2 separate regions of the Mus musculus genome follow, and region 2 is linked to region 1. A link is a contact called in ENCODE POLR2A ChIA-PET data. All regions are on one chromosome and are shown on one strand. Each heading gives the region's core, a stretch centred on a gene start or an enhancer-like site at or near the end of the contact. The rest is flanking DNA. Distances are from core to core; before and after follow the strand shown.

Region 1 (2,994 bases), core at 221-2,720:
TGGGAGGGGGAAGTTCTAGGTTCAATCCCCAGCTCTGGCAAAAACAAAACAAATGTGGTGAGAGAAAGAAAGGCTTCCCGTATGGAGTCCATAGCTGCCACTGAAAATTATGGTCTCCTTGGAACTCAAGCTGCAGTCTCAACTCCTCAATACACTTGTTGACATCAACAAGATTCGGTGCCAGGTGCTAAGTGGCATCAGTTGACTATGCTCCCCAGAGTAGGCTGTCCCTTGCCTCTCCCTCCCTCATGCCTTCAGTTTTACTTTGTGCACACGCCATAATGACATCAGGCCAGGGCCGATCAAGGCAAGCGGCACTTTAATTAACCACAAGAAACAGACAAGCAGAGAGGCTGGCATCCCGGAGACCAGGCTTGAAGCAAAGTCTCCTCCAAGTCCTGTCACCTATCAAATGACTCGAAACTCTTGCACTTTCCACAGGTCAAGTCCCCAAAGAGCTTTTCACATCTTTCTATTACTTTCTCTGCTGGGAACTTCTTATCTACTCCTTGTTGAGAACTCTCAGGCTTCAGAAGACATCTATTTGACTTGTCAAGGACCAGTCTACAGTGTCACTTCCTCAAACGTCACCTCTAACACCTCTAAGCCAATTCACTTCCCACCCTTCCCCCTTCCTTTCCTACTGCATTTAGTGGTTAGGGTGGATCTCATTCCTGTCGGGGAGGAAACCTTTTAAGTCGTGCACAACAGAATCCGCATTATGAAATGTTTTTGTTCAAAGCAAGCAGCACGTGACGTATTACCAAATGACCACCGACTGTTTCTTTTCTCCCCCCCCCCTTTTTTAAACAGGGGGCCGGGGGCCTAGGACAGACGCTATTTTGTAGTGCTGGCTGTCCCTTAACCCGTTTTGTAGATCACTTTGGCTATCAACTCGGAGATCCGCCTGTCTCTGCCTCTGGAGTGCAGGGATTAAAGGCACGAGCCACCATGCCCTGCTAGTAGACTGTTTCATGAAAGTGTGTCTCACTACTTAGCTCAGGTTAGCCTGGAGCTTGTGATCTAATAACTCAACTCCCCAGCGCTGAGACTACAGGCCTGCAACAACCACTATGCCTGGCTGCCGCGACAATGGCTCAGGGCAGTTGACCTGGGGATGTGAGATGTCACTGTGCTGAGACAGTAACTCCTTGATGGCCAGGCCACGAGAAATCACAGCGCGGAGACGCCAGCCCCTAGTTCACCAGCTCCCCGGGCCCCAGCGGCCCGCAACCACACCGGTACCTGGCACTCACGGGTAGTCAGAGGCGGAGACAGACAAGCGGTGCCCTTTGTGGTTATCCCGGTGACACCGCAGTAGAAACTGCAGCTCCAATCGCCGCGAAGCGCCCGACTTCTCTCAAGGCCGGAAAGCGTAGCATTGCCCCTGCAGCAGCCTGGGCCATTTATCCCCAGCCGACAGATCCAGAGTCATACATCCTGGGCGTTCCCGGCGCGCTCTGATGACGCCACACCAACACCAACCAATCCCCTAACATCTAGAGTCGGCCCGCCAGCGCGCCCAAAATGTCATCGAAGGCCAGCCAATTCCTTCGTGTTATGACCCCCAGAGGGCTGGGCGCCGTGATGACGTCACTTACATGTCACCAATCCAGCAGTTCTACGGCCTTTTCGTCCCTCCCTATCCCCCCGCCTATTTTCTAGAACAGTCAGGCAACATCTCTAGCTTAGGCTGAGTCGTGGTGAGGCAGCTCTGGGTGAGGTGACAGGCTTGCCTGTACCTGAGAGCCTGAGACAGGACCCGGCCGGACGTGAGAATCCTGTGTCTCAGTAGGAGTTCCCTGAGGGCTGGGATCGCGGTATGCACAGATTGATGGCCCATTTGTGAAGCTGTAAGGATCCCAGGACTCGGGGAGGCAGAACGCCAGGGACAGGTCATCTGAACAAACATGCCTTGGAAAAGTGAGGTCCAGTCTACAGAAGAATTACAAGATGATACCCAAAATGCCTGTATCTCTGTTACCAGAGTTGCTGGAGCACGGACTATGCATGTGATTTAAGAAAGATGTTCAGGGCTGGTGAGATGGCTCGGTGGGTAAGAGCACCCGACTGCTCTTCCGAAGGTCAGGAGTTCAAATCCCAGCAACCACATGGTGGCTCACAACCATCCGTAATGAGATCTGACTCCGTCTTCTGGAGTGTCTGAGGACAGCTACAGTGTACTTTAAATAAATAAATAAATAAATAAATCTTAAAAAAAAAAAAAGAAAAAAAAGAAGAAGAAGAAAGAAAGAAAGAAAGATGTTCAAGCCGGGCGGTGGTGGCGCATGCCTTTAATCCCAGCACTCGGGAGGCAGAGGCAGGCGGATTTCTGAGTTTGAGGCCAGCCTGGTCTACAAAGTGAGTTCCAGGACAGCCAGGGCTACACAGAGAAACCCTGTCTCGAAAAAAACCAAAAAAAAAAAAAAAAAAGAAAGAAAGATGTTCAAGTGTTGCTGACCCAAGCTCGAGAATACCAAAGATCTGTGGGCTAGGCTAATAGACCCAGAATACTACTGCTCTGTCCTGATTATTTATGTTTTTAATTAATTATTTATTTATTTCTCAATCTGACATAAACTGAGAAGAGGAGACCACAGTTCAGGAAATAACCTCTATAAGATTGGCCTAGGAAGTACTTTTAAGTTAGTCATTAATATGGAAGGGCTGAGCTCCTTGCGAGTAGTACCACCCCTAGGCTGATTATCCTAGGTGCTATAAGAAAGTAAAAATCAGGCCAGTTGGATGTGTACACCTATAATCGCAGCATGTGGGAAGCAGAGGCAGGTGGCTCTCCTAGTTCTTGTCCAGCTTGGCCAACATTACTTTTTGCTTTGTTTTTTAAAAAAGATTTATTTACATGAGTACACTGTAGTTGTCTTCAGATACATATCAGAGGAGTGCATCGGATCCCACTACAGATGGCTGTGAGCCACCATGCAGTTGCTGGGAATTGAACTCAGGACCTCTGGAAGAATAGTCAGTGCCGGCCGG
Region 2 (2,994 bases), core at 360-2,859, 100 kb before region 1:
AGCATTTCGAAGTGCCCTTGTGGAATGCAGCTGATCTTATCAACTGCCACTCCAGAACAGCCAGGAAGACCTGCCAAGTCCCAAGAATGTGGCCCGGGAAGGGAAGTTCCGGGCGTTTCCATGGCGCTTGGCCTCGGCAGGGCACTGGGCTGCTGTGTGAGCTGAGACTCGTGACCACTGAGTACACGGCCCGAGCAGGGGCCATGCCTGACCCTTAGGAGCCCTCCCTGCAGCACGAGGGAGGCCAGCTCTGTGGGATTTTTCAAATATCAACCTCAGAGCACGAGGTCAGACAGCAATTCACACACCCTACCATGTCCAAGATGTCTAGCTCGGGGACATGCCTGCTCAATGGGAGGACCGCCCGCAGCCGAGTCGGCGGCTGGGCCCTCTTACTCTGAACATCTGTGCTGTGCTTCGGGTGGTGCAGAGCAGGCAGCCAGTGGGGCCTTGCACTAGGAGGGTGCTCGGTTCACCAGCAGCACTCCCCAGTTGTGAGTGAAACCTCACAGGAACCCTCTGGAAGGCCCAGGAACCCTGACACTTCAGAGTCTCACCAGGAATCCTGAGGGTCAATTATTTATGGTTTACTTTCATTTTAGATTATGTGCCTATGGAGCCCAGAGGTCCACCTTGGCCATCATTCCTCAGGTGCTGTCCACCTTGTTTTTTATAAGACAGGGTTGGCTTTTTGGGGGTGGGGGTGGTTGGTGGCCTGAAATGTGAAAGTTAGATAGGCTGGCCCAAAGGGCCCCAGCGCCTGCCACCTCCCTAGCACTACAAGCACATGCTACCACACTCAACCTTTCTGACATGGGTTCTGAGGGATCAAACATAGGTCCTCCTGCTTGCAATTGGGCCAACAACTCCAGGACCCTCCCCCCACTTTTGACAGTCTTACTTTGCAACCCCAGTTGGCCCAGAATTTGCTATGTAAGCTACAACAGCCTTGGATTTATGGCAGTCCTTGCTCTGCCTCTTGAGTGCTGAGATTATAGATGGGCACCATCATGCCCAGTTAGGCTATCTGTGTGTGTGTGTGTATTTTGTTGTTGTTACTCTTTGTTTTTTAAGATCTCATGTATCCCAGGATACCCTTCAGGTGACTATGTAGCCAGGGACAGCCTTGAACTTCTGATCCTCCCTGCTCTATCTCCTGAGTGTTGGGACTACATGTATGCACGCACCACTACCCCTGGCTTATGTGGTGTTGAGGACTAAACGCCGGGCTTCCTGACTGTTAGGCAAATACTCTAAATGGCACCATTCCCACTTTCATGTTGGACAGCAGCTACACAGTGGGTCGGAGCTGTTTTCTCCGGACAGCTCCACTTAGACGCCTCTAGGACCGGGGAAGCACAGGTCGGGGAAATTACAAACTTTAATGGGGGCAGGTGCGCCGCCCTCCAGCATTAAGGCGGCCGGCCGTGGCTGGCCAAGGGGATTGTCCGTTCGGACTGGGGGCGGAGCCTGCGGGAACTAAGCACCGGTTCCAAGAAAAGGGCGGAGCCACCGAGCTGTGGGTCGGGAGAGAGGGCAGGGCCTGACGGCGTTGCTCGGCGGGCGGGGGCGGGACCACGCGAGCAGCCCCCGGGGGCGGGACGGGGTCACGTGTGTACACAGCCCCCACGGCGTGCGCGCCGTGAGCTCCGCTGCCTCCTGCAAGCCCAGCTGCCCGCCCGCGGCCGGTGCGCGGGCCGCCGCCCAGCGAGCGGTGAGTGGGGCCCGGGGAGGGGAGCCCCTAATGCTCTGTTCCAGGCGGGAGGAGACCGCGCCAGGCTGCGCTGGGTGGACGCCAGGGACAGGGAGTGTGGTCCTGAACCCGCGGCGGGCGGTGGGTTTGCTGCCCGAGGAGGCGGACGGGCTCTCCTAGGACGCTACGGTTACCATCTTCGTCCCTTCTGTTGGTTAAGAGCGTCAGGACATTTGGAACCCGTGCGTAGAGATAGCGGAACTTGCGCCATCGGCCCTGAACATTCATCGGGCACGGGAGGCAGTACCAGCAACTAGAACCCCAAGTGAAGGGATACAGTTTCTTCGGTCCTCAGGCTTGCTGACTAGGACTAACTTAGTACCCGCTGTCCAGAACAGCACCTGCCAATTTAGCGCGCCCCGGTCTGTGATTATGTTCTTGCGAGCTGCATTCCTATTCTCGTCCTGATCCAGCAACCTGACATCTATGTCCACCTCCATGTATCAGAGGCACTGATAACCTGGGGTTAAGCTAGCTTGAAAGAACTATAAGTTAATCCTATTGAAACGCCTCTGGACGTGTCCTGAGGCCACTCCACCCATAGGGGACCAGGCACTATCTCTGTGAGTGCAAGGAAACACTATTAATAATTACACTAAGGGTACAGTCACATTATCCTAACCTGCCATGTAAGTCTTTGAAGAACAACCACAAGGTCCAGATTTCCAAACTAGAACCTCTGGTTGCTCCCAGGGTACAGTGTATCAGTGTCCCCGTGACTCTTTTTTTTTTTTTTTTTTTTTTTGGTTTTTCGAGACAGGGTTTCTCTGTGTAGCCCTGTCCTGGAACTCACTTTGTAGACCAGGCTGGCCTCGAACTCAGAAATCCGCCTGCCTCTGCCTCCTGAGTGCTGGGATTAAAGGCGTGCGCCACCACGCCCGGCTCCCCGTGACTCTTGAATGGGCTCATGAAGAAAGCTGCGACACATCCAGCTAAACCTAATGTGGGGATGCATGGGGATTTAGGTCAGAATGTGTAGGCTGAGTAGTTGGGAGGGGATGCCTGTGTGGTTCACAGACTGGAGGAGACTCTTGCAGCTCCCTGGGCATTCTCTCCTTCCTTACCCCACAATGTCCTAGCATAATCCCCTCCTTTAATGACCCAAACATACTGAGACATGAAGCCAAGCCCTTGGGGGAGTGAGATCTGTGCTCACAAGTGAGGCTCCTGTTTTCCTTAACCTGCCCTAGTTACTTGCTCCTGCCTGCAGCCTCTCAGCTTCCCTGTGGCTCGAGCTGTCC

The links. ChIA-PET counts read pairs that join two places held with the same protein, here RNA polymerase II (POLR2A).
Region 2: POLR2A ChIA-PET joins it to region 1 with 18 read pairs in Patski. The contact joins the promoter of Gpr146 here to the promoter of Zfand2a in region 1. POLR2A ChIA-PET finds 5 or more read pairs at or near these places in 2 of 5 experiments (Patski and embryonic stem cell).

What each region holds. Positions count from the first base shown.
Region 1 is chr5:139,483,021-139,486,014 of GRCm38, forward strand. Zfand2a (zinc finger, AN1-type domain 2A) reads right to left here and starts at 1,471. Exons shown (of 7, transcript NM_001159908.1): 1 at 1,257-1,471.
Region 2 is chr5:139,379,030-139,382,023 of GRCm38, forward strand. It overlaps Gpr146 (G protein-coupled receptor 146), which reads left to right and starts at 1,610. Exons shown (of 2, transcript NM_030258.5): 1 at 1,610-1,714. The region is part of intron 2 of 3110082I17Rik (RIKEN cDNA 3110082I17 gene); the gene reads right to left.